2 separate regions of the Homo sapiens genome follow, and region 2 is linked to region 1. Evidence: chromatin loops called from intact Hi-C (ENCODE). Cell type or tissue: heart left ventricle. All regions are shown on one strand.

The links. Peaks named below come from ENCODE experiments on the same cell type or tissue, not always from the same donor. Only the 100,000 strongest peaks of a DNase experiment are listed, where the experiment ranks them.
Region 2: a loop joins it to region 1, with 2.1 times the contacts of the local background. A loop is called at or near these places in 1 of 110 quality-filtered maps.

The regions. Positions count from the first base shown.
Region 1 is chr6:3,508,546-3,513,545 of GRCh38, forward strand. No RefSeq gene overlaps it. Among named protein-coding and RNA genes, the nearest start is that of SLC22A23, 54 kb to the left of the region's middle. RefSeq lists an enhancer at 2,549-3,401 and a silencer at 2,910-3,204. In heart left ventricle, a CTCF peak has its summit at 3,065 (motif pointing left); a DNase peak (open chromatin) is centred at 3,083.
Region 2 is chr6:3,705,722-3,710,721 of GRCh38, forward strand. The region is part of intron 1 of LOC100507336 (a long non-coding RNA gene); the gene reads right to left. Among named protein-coding and RNA genes, the nearest start is that of PXDC1, 43 kb to the right of the region's middle. In heart left ventricle, no CTCF peak of the experiment used is centred here; a DNase peak (open chromatin) is centred at 2,410.

The DNA of each region.
Region 1 (5,000 bases):
CCTGCCTCAGCTTCCCAAGTAGCTGGGACTACAGACGTGCGCCACCATGTCCAGCGAATTTTTGTATTTTTAGTAGAGATGAGGTTTTACCATATTGGCCAGGCTGGTCTCAAACTCCTGACCTTGTGATCCACCCACTTCGGCCTCCCAAAGTGCTGGGATTACAGGCGTGAGCCACTGTGCCTGGCCACATTTGGGTCTGTTTCTGAACTTTCTCTTCTGTTCCATTGGGCTATTCATGTGCCATTCAGTACTAATTACCGAGGCCTTATGATGAGTTTTAAAGGCTGGGGAGACCAATCCCTCCTCATTTTTCTTCTGTTTTAGAGTTTTCCTGGGCTATGCTTGCTTGTTTTTTTTTTTTTTTTTAATGCATCTGTTTGTCTACTTCTGAAGGAAGGAAACTTGCCAGGAGATTTTAAGAGATTGTGTTAAATTTGTATATTTGTTTATGGAAGACTCAAATATTTATAATATATTTGTTTTCTTCTTTAAAACAGTGATTTTTGAAGAAATCTGGCAGACATTACCTTACCAAGTAAGAGAAATTATCATTCACAACTATGGGATTAACTAGTATCAGGCACTGCTATGGTTTGAATGTATAATGGGTCCCTCCAAAATTAGTATATTGAAACCTAATCACCAAGGTGATGCTGTTAGAAGGTGAGGCCTTTGCTTAGGCCGTGAAAGTTCGGTCCTTGTGAATGGAATTAATGCCCTCATAAAAGGGCTGGAGGGAGCAAGCTGGGCTTTTTTGCCCTCTGCCCAACACATGAGGACACAGTGTTCGTCCCCTCTGGAGGACACAGCAGCAAGGAAGCAGAGGCCAAGCGCTTACCAGACACTGAAACTGCTGGTGCCTCGATCTTGGACTTCCCAAACTATGAGGTATAAATTTCTGTTCTTTATAAATTATCCAATACCAGGTATGTTGTGATGGCAACACGAATGGAGTGACACAGATGCCTCCTGACTCATGGAGACTCAGGGATTCACTGTGAACACATCACTCAAGCAGGATTCCTGCCAAAAATGTGGGCCCTGAATCTAATATAAAAGCATGTCATGCAAAATTAAATTGGGGGCCATTCTTTAAAAGAAGTGGCCTGTATTCTTCATAACTACCAGGATCTTTAAGGACAATGAAAGGCTGAAGTTCTGATGAAGGGAGATGAAGGAGACATGACTGCTCCATGCACTGTGTGGTCCCCTTTGGGTCCTGGATCAGAGAAAAAATATCCATAAAGGACATGAATATGGCAATTAAAAAAATTGAATATGCACTGTAGATTATATCACGGTATTGTCTCAATGCTAAGTTACCTAAATTTAATCATTGTACTGTGGTTATATAAGAGTTATTGTTCTTACAAAATCCATGCTGAGCTATTTAGGAGTAAGGGCATGGTGTCTGCTATTAAGTTTTAAATAGTTCAAAAAATAGTAATACACACATATGTTTAGAGAGGAGTAATAAAGCAAATGTGGCAACACTTCATAATTGGTCATCTGGGTGAAGAATATATAGGAATTCTTGATATTATTCTTGCAACTCTTCTGTAGCTATAACATTATTCATGAATAGAATTAAAACAAAAGAAAGTTTGTGTGAGTGAATAGGGAGAAGAGATGTTAAAAGATATGAACTCCTCCCTGCTTTTAGCCATTTGAGCTTGATTTCTGCTTTTTAACACATTGTCCAAAAGCCCAGAAGAATGTCAATCTATTAATTAATCCATAAAAGTCAATCTTATTTTTTATTCCCTTAATTAATCATCACTATTTTTATGACACACACAGTCACAGTCACAAGTTCCCTTCATCCTGCAGCAGGTCCAGGCAGCCAGTTTTACTGGGTGTCTGCCATGTGCTAAGCTCTTTCTTCTTACAAAGACCAAAGGTACATGCAGCAGAACAGAGCTTGCTGCTGATATACGGGTTTTCCTAGTGTCAGTGACCAGAAAATGAGGTTTGATTTTGATTTTTGAAGCTGAGAGGGACTCTCCCTAAGCCTCTTACTTGGGTTCATGCTGGCAGTGATAGGAACGACACTGGCTGCTGCTGCCAGGGCCCCACCACCATTCATAGAGTGCTCACGGTGGCCAGGCAGGTGCTGTGCTATTTGCCCGCATGACTTTGTTTTCTCAGAACAAGCTCATAGGGAGGTTCTATTCCTAACTCCACTGACAGATGTGGAAAGTGAACTAATCCTCCCCTCTTGAATGGTGGCGATGGGACAGGAAGCTGGCCGGCTGCTTCTAGAGCGCACCTCCTTGTGTGCTGTGGAATCTCTGCAATGCCCAGGGTTGCACAGTGCACCTCAGGGCTGGGGCCACGATGTGATCTCCAGCAGAATGTCAGGCTTCTAGCCACAACAAAATCGTGAGAAACACCAGTAATCCTCAGAACGGAGTCCTCTTTGCCTTACAAAGCACAGACTGATGCTCCAGAGAGCCAGTAACCTGGGTGGTGAGGAAGCCAGCCTCCAGGAGTCTGGGAGAAGGGTTGATACACAAATTATGTATGCTCCAGGAAAGGATTCACAAACAAATCCCATGGATTCAGAAGACGGAGGGTCAGTGACAAAAGGAAACAGATGCTATTTTTCAGACAAACACGGAACCACTGAGAGGTGGGAGCAGGAAGGAGCAGCGGGATGGCAAGGGTGCTGAGGGGTGATATGGTACTGAACAGGGAGAGGAAGGTGCCTCCCACCTGGGCCAGCTTTCTGGAGCCCATCTATAAATGAAGCCCTGTGTTTCCTAACTGCTCTGCTGCTGTGCTGTGTGTGTGTGTGTGTGTGTGTGTGTGTGAGAGAGAGAGAGAGAGAGAGAGAGAGAGAGAAAGAGAGAGGGAGAGGGAGAGGGATTGAGATTGAGGCTCATCTTGATTACCTAATGACGCCAGGGTCATAATTGGATTCTACTAGGTTATTAAACCCCAATCCTAGGCAGAGCCAGATTAAGGAGTGGCCAGTGGACAGCAATTGCCCAAAGTGCCACTCAACATAGGTCACTGCAATGAGCACTGTTGTGCTCCACCCAGCTCCCCTTGGCTCCCTCTCCTGGTTGCTGTGTGCCCAAGCCCCGGGGCTGTGGCTTGAATGTGTGACCCTTCCAAACCTCTTGTTGAAATTTGATCCCAATGTTGGAGGTGGGACATAATGGGAAGTGTTTGGGTCTTGGGGGTGGAGCCCTCAGGAGTAGATAATGCCCTCCCTTGGAGCAGAGCAAGTAAGTTCTTGCTCTGTTAGTTCCTGAGAGAGCTGGTTGTTAAAGGAGCCTGGTACCTCCTCCCCTCTCTTGCTTCCTCCCTGCACACGCTGGTTCCCCTTCACCTTCTGCCATGAGTGGAAGCCACCTGAGCCCTCCCCAGAAGGTGCTGGTGCTTCTTGTACAGCCTGCAGAACTGTGAGCCAAGTAAACCTTTTTATAAATTACCCAGCCTCTGGTATTCCTTTATAGCAACGCAACAATGAATGAAGACACCTAGCATCCTTGTGCTTTGCTTCTGATGGCCAGCACCTGTGTCCCAGCTGCCCTTGGGTGAGTGCAGCCACTTTGCCTCCATTCCTAGAGTTCTGAAAGTATCCAGGAATGACAGCTCCTTGAGGATGGCCCTTGGCAATGACTAATTGATGAAGGAATATGGAAGCTCAGGTTCCTTGCTATGACACAGGACAAACTCTGAGGAGGTGTAATTTTCACTCCAAATTTCTCTGCAGGATCAAGCAGAAAATGCTTTTACCACCTGGCTTGGGTGCCTACCTTTCCTGCTGTGCTGTTCCTGCCTGTTGATCAGTTTCTCCAGGAGAACTGCCTGAAGAAATTGCTTGCACGAAAATTCTGGTCTCAAAGTCTGCTTCTGAGGAGGCTGATCTCCAACACCCACTAACACAGTCCTAGAAATGTAATGGGCAAGAGAAAAGCAACATTTATCCACCTGATCATGGCTCAGAGAGATGACTCCATGTGGCTGGAGAGAATCCTTGGATATTGACTTTGGTGCAAGGGGTGAGCCCTTCCCACTCCATTAAATTGACCAAAGTGCCCTCCTAAGGAATGCAAGTCCAGTCACCTGTGGGCTTTTTGGTTTCCTGGTCAAAATACGTAAATTGAGGGCTTGAGTGGAACTGCTTGGGACAAAAGTGTGGAGTTTGAGCCTTGGCTGGAGGGGAAGGCAGGAGGAGAGCTGAGCGTGGCACTCGGCTTCTCCTCTAGATAGATACCGAATAGCATTAAATGTTATGAAAATGGCAGCTTTCTCAAAGTACCCACTGCCTCCAACTGACCCTGCTTCCTAGTGAAAATGAGGAGGGATTTTTGCTGGGCCTGCTGAAGAGGAACTAGGAAAGGAATAGGCTGCCAGGATTGGGGGTGACAGATTTAAGGCCCTGTGTGTGGCACTGAGGTGTCCTTGAAGGAGGGGAGAGGCTGCAGGGCAGGATGTTCCGGATTCCTTTCCTGGTGGCCTGGGGGATAACTGGACGGTGGAACCAGAGCTGTCTCTCCATGGATGGAGCAGGACAAGTCACACCTGAGGCCTCGGGCAGGCCATGACCATTCACCTGGCAGCCTGAGAAGCTTAAAGCTTCCAAATCAGGAGCCAGCCCCTCCGCACCAGCCACTGCCAACTCTGTCTTCTAAACCTGCGCTCTGGTGGAACTTCTGCATCATGAGCAAACCCACAGGCCACATTACCTTTGACGAGTGGGTCTAACAGTTATGCTGAAGACGTGGCTGAGCAAATTGTGCCGCGGAGAACAATGACCAGGTTTCTGACCCCTCCATCTGTGTGGATGCCAATTCTCAAGACTAGGTGTTGGCTTGCTCCAAGGGGACGTGACAAGCTGTGGACGTCCACCTGGGCTGCAGGTACACAGAAGGAGCCAGGCCTGCCCCTGTCCTGCCCTGCCGGGCTTCTCGTATATTGGAGAGTCCTGAATGTACCCTGACAGCTGCAAGAAGGCAGGCTCTGAGACCTGCTCGGTGGCAAAG
Region 2 (5,000 bases), 200 kb after region 1:
TATTCTGCAGCAATATTCCACTGAATTAAAGGAACTGGGTGAGTTAATTCATAGGGAATGCTTAGAACTGTGTCTGGCTCCTAGCGATCATTTAACCTGTATTAGCTGTTCTTATTATCCTAACAGTAGCATCAGCAATAATAGTAGTAGTTACACATTAGTTCAGGCAGCAGAAGGCAGATGGTTGGAACCCAAGTTTGTGTGCTGAAGAGAGGGGCAAGAAAGTTGAGAATGCTTGCAAGAAAGCAATGATAATGATGACCATGGAAGAGAATGTAAGAGGATTAATGGTAGAGAGAAATGAGTGAGATCAATGAATTGAAAGAACCTAATAAGTCAAAACATTTTGCACATGGAAAATCTGATCTTAAAATTTATAAGGAATTTCAAGAGACCCTAAATAACCAAAGCAATCTCAGGGGATAAAAACAGTCAAGGGGGATGTCTTGGACTTCCTGATTGCCTACTACACATCTACAGTAGGCAAAACAATGAGGTACTGGCCTAAAGACAGACATACAAACCAATGGATTAGAATAGAGTGCCCCAAAATAAACGCTTGCACACACAGCAAAATGATTTGCAAGGGTACCAAATCATTCAATGGAAAGAGGGCAGACTTTTTACCAAATAATGCCGAGAAAACTGGATATTCATATGCCGAAGAATAAATTTGAACCCTTTCCTTACATGATATACAAAAATTAACTCAAAATGGATCAGAAACATAAACATTAAAGCTAAAACTAATAAAAATCTACAGGAAAACATAAAAGCTTCACAACACTGGCTTTGGCAATGATTTCTTGGGTATGACGACAAAAGTGCAAGTGACAGAAGGAAAAATAGATCACTTGGACTTAAACGAGATTAAAAACTGTTGTGCATCAAAGGACACGGTGAAAGGGCAACCCATGGAATGGGAGAAAAAACTGCCAACCAAAAATACATAGAGCACTCCCACAATGCAACACAAAAAAACAAGCCACCCAATTCAAAAATGGGCAAAGGACTTGCATAGACATTTCTCCAAAGAAGACATCTCTCCAAAGACACACAAACGGTCAATAAACACATGAAAAGAAGCTTGGCTTCACTATCATTAGGGAAATGCAAATCAAAATGCAAGTCAAATCCATAATACACTATCACTTTATACCCATTAGGGTGGCTATTATTTAAACACAAACAAACAAAATGGAAAATAGCAAGTGCTGGCGAGGATGTGGAGAAATTGGATCCCTTGCAGATTACTAGTGGGAATGTAAAATGGTGCAGTTGCTGAGAAAAACAGTTTGGCAGTTCCTCAAAAGTTAAACAGAGTTACCATGTGATCCAGCAATTCCACTTCTGGGTATACACCCAAAATAATTGAAAGGAGGGGCTCAAATACATACTTTGTTCCTAGCAGCATTATTCACAACAGCTGAAAAGTGGAAACCCAAGTATTCATCAGTGGAGGAGTAGCTAAACAAAATGTAATATATTCACACAATGGAATATGATTCAGCCTTAAAGAGGAAGGAAATCCTGTCACATGCCACAACATGAGGGAAACCTGAAAATGTTATGCTAAACAAGCCAGTCCCCAGAGAGACAAATACCGTGTGATTCCACTCGTATGAGGTACCCAGAGGAGTCAGACTCTCAGAGACAGAAAATAGTAGGGGGATTGCCAGGAGCTGGGGGAGAAGAATTGGGGGTTAGCGTTTAAGGGGTGCAGTTTTGGTTTGGGAAGATAGAAAAGTTCTGGAGATGGATGGTGGCAATTGTCGCACAACATTATAAATGTACTTAATTGCCACTGGACTGTACACTTAAAAATGGTTTAAATAATTTTATCTATATTTTACCATAATTATATATACACATGTATATATGTGTATATATAGTGTGTATATATACAGACATATATACACTTGTATATATACAAGTGTATATATATACACAAATATGTACATATACACTATATATATACACACTATATATACACATATGTATATACACACACATGCACACAAACACATACACATATGCTTTTGATTGCAGTTAGAATCAGTAGGACACTGAGCTAGAAAGAGCAAGAGGTTGCAGCCAAAGAGTGGCAGGTTTGATTTTATTCTTTTATAGGTTGCAGTTTCATATCATCAGAGTCCAGCTTGTGGCTGTGGGAGTGCGTGTCTGAGGCCAGCAGAAGGCAGTGTGTTTGGAGGGCTAGAGCACGAGGTGCTAAGGCTGCACCGTCAGCATGCCTGCAAGTGAGGGGGCACTGTGAGGAGCTATGAGGCCCTGGATGATGGAATGGAGGTTGGCGGAGCTGGAGCCTCAGAGATACTGGTGCTTGTGCGGGAGAGAGCTTTTGATCTGCAAGTGGTAATGTGCAAATCTTGGAGGACACGGAAAATTAGCAGCCTCCCCTGGAAGCAGTGAAAGGAAAGTGGAGTCCCTGGAGAGAGCCGGGCTCTGCCAGGGTGAGGAGGTGATGTGGGGCAGCAGAGCACTCAGAGGCCCCAGAGAGGCTGTTCCCGCCATCCAGGTGGGACATCTCCAAGGAGTCCACATTTGTCGGGAGCCTGGGCTCCCTCTCCTTGGCTCTGCTGATTTTCAATTTCATGCACTGCTTGCTGGGATGAAAATTTATGCCAAAGATCTGCTTCATGACTACTACTGAACACATTTCACAACAAGCGATCAAGAAGCAAACACAAAAGCAACCTCAGCAGAGCCATCATCAATTCAAGATCAACACAGCCCGGCCTTGGAGCCCAGGACCCCGGGGACAGGCCCTAACAATGCTTCTCCTCCTGGTCCAGAAGGTGTTAGAGAAGTCACTCCTGAAACCCACAGAGTGTAGCCGGGAAGTCAAGGGTAAGTCAGGACTGAAGAAACCCCTCTGCCCAGGCATGCATTAAATTAAATTGGGCGGAGCAGCAGGTCCTGTCTCTGCCAAACTCTGTCCACACGGGCTCTTGTTTTACTGGTGAACCCACATGCTGCACCCCTTGATTCATCATAATTAATCCATCCATATGAATAATTAAGGCTCAGTTGAGACCTATCTCTGAGAAATCCTATAGTCATGTGGCTTGTTCATGCAGTGTGAGGAAGGAACCAGTAATTTTTGGACAAAGGTAGGTACAGTGGAAAATGCACACCCTTGTAGCCGATCCCACCAAGAGCTGGTTGAGGCAGCAGCATCTGCCACCTACTTGTTTGCTCAATAACACAATTCCACCTCTTTATCATTCACAGGCCAGTCCTGGGCTATGTGGGGCTTCTGGCTTCCTGGATCCCAATTGCTGCAAAATCATCTAAATTCCACTCTTTTCAAGAAAAGCAAAGTTTGAGAGGGCTTTAATAAGGAGGAGGTGGACACTCAAAGTCCTTGGACAGAAGACCTATTATGAGCCAGCCAATATGGCACTTCACACTCATTGTTCTTTACAATGCACTTTTTCTTTGACAGGGGCTCACACTGTCACCCAGGTTGAAGTGCAGTGTGCAGTGGTGCAATCATAGCTCTGCATCCTTGACCTCCTGTGCTCAAGTAATCCTCCAGCCTCCTGAGTAGCTAGGAGTACACATGTGTATCACTGCCTTTGGATACTTTTTAAAAATGTTTTGTAGAGATGGGGGTCCCGCTATGTTGCCCAGGTTGGTCTCAAACCCCTGGCCTCAAGCCATCCCCCAGCCCTGGCATCCCAAAATGCTGGGATTGCAGGCCTGAGCCACTGTGCCCAGCCTAACTCACTCTTCTTGAGCAATGTAGGGAAGCAGGTAGTAAACTGAAGTGCCACATGCTTGGGCCAGATTCCTTCTTGCCTCAGGGCCTTTGCACATGCTGTTCTCTCTCTGGCTGCTCTTCCCTACATCCCACCCCCCTCACTTACCCTCTTTCCACATTTCAGCACTCAGTTAAGTCACTCACGAAAGCCCCCTCAGACCCGCAGCCACATTGTTTTTCCATAGACATGCACTTACCTGGTCACAATCCCTGTTGTAACTTACCACTGCATTGCATGTCATTCCAGCTAAAACGTAAACCCCCTCAGCGTCAGGACCCTCGTCTGCCTTGTCTATAACCCCAGACCCCACGCAGAGTATCTGTCCTACACCTATTTGTGAGACCAGTGACTGAATGCAGGCAGGCAGGAAGGAGGATTTAAACCCACGTGTCTCAGACTTAAAGCCCAAATCCTTTTAATCACACCAAATTCCAGCGGAAGGAAGACCGTGAAGGAGGATGGACTTTGAGGTCACGATCACAGCTATCCGGCAGCTTTACAGAAACTCAAGTCTCTGCACTTTCCTGAAAACTCCCAAAAGCTTCGAGCAGGAGATGGCGTGGTAGGCTGGGGGCTTCCCTCACATGCTTGGCCTTCCATCAAGTCCATTCATAGAGGAAACTGGTTTCTAACAAGTCCACTTAGTCCTGAAGCTAAGCTTGTCATTTCATCACAGCTTTGCTAAGACAATTCAGGGTCCATACTCAACATTTTCAGGGTCAACTTCTGGGTAGGACCAGGCATTTATTGTGACACTGAATCTCCAACCCTTCCTCTGCCCACAGGCTGAGTGCTGCAATCCAACCATCAGAGCCTGCTCTCTTGGTTTGAGATTTTGACCCCTAATAATGTTTTTAATACCCAGGGAAGAGACAACTCCTTGTACTATAATCAGGCGTTTGTACCTCCAGGTCAACAAACAGTGCGACAGCAGATTCACTGAGTTAAAGGCAGCAAGGAGGCTGGGCCGTGAAGTCATTCTGTGTGTGAGTGCCTATGTCTGGGGGGCAAGGGGGCCAGGCAGCATCTCAGCTCCTCCAAGAGGGACAGCAGGGCCAACGTCCACTAGGGAGGCTGAAATTCTACAGCATGCCCCAGGGCCTTTGTTCCACAAGTGTAAACAGCGATGCACAAAGCTGGTTACATTCAAAACAAACTCTGATCTTCACCTGCTTTCTTCACCCTGTTTTTCTCTGTCCCAGTCCTAGGGCACAT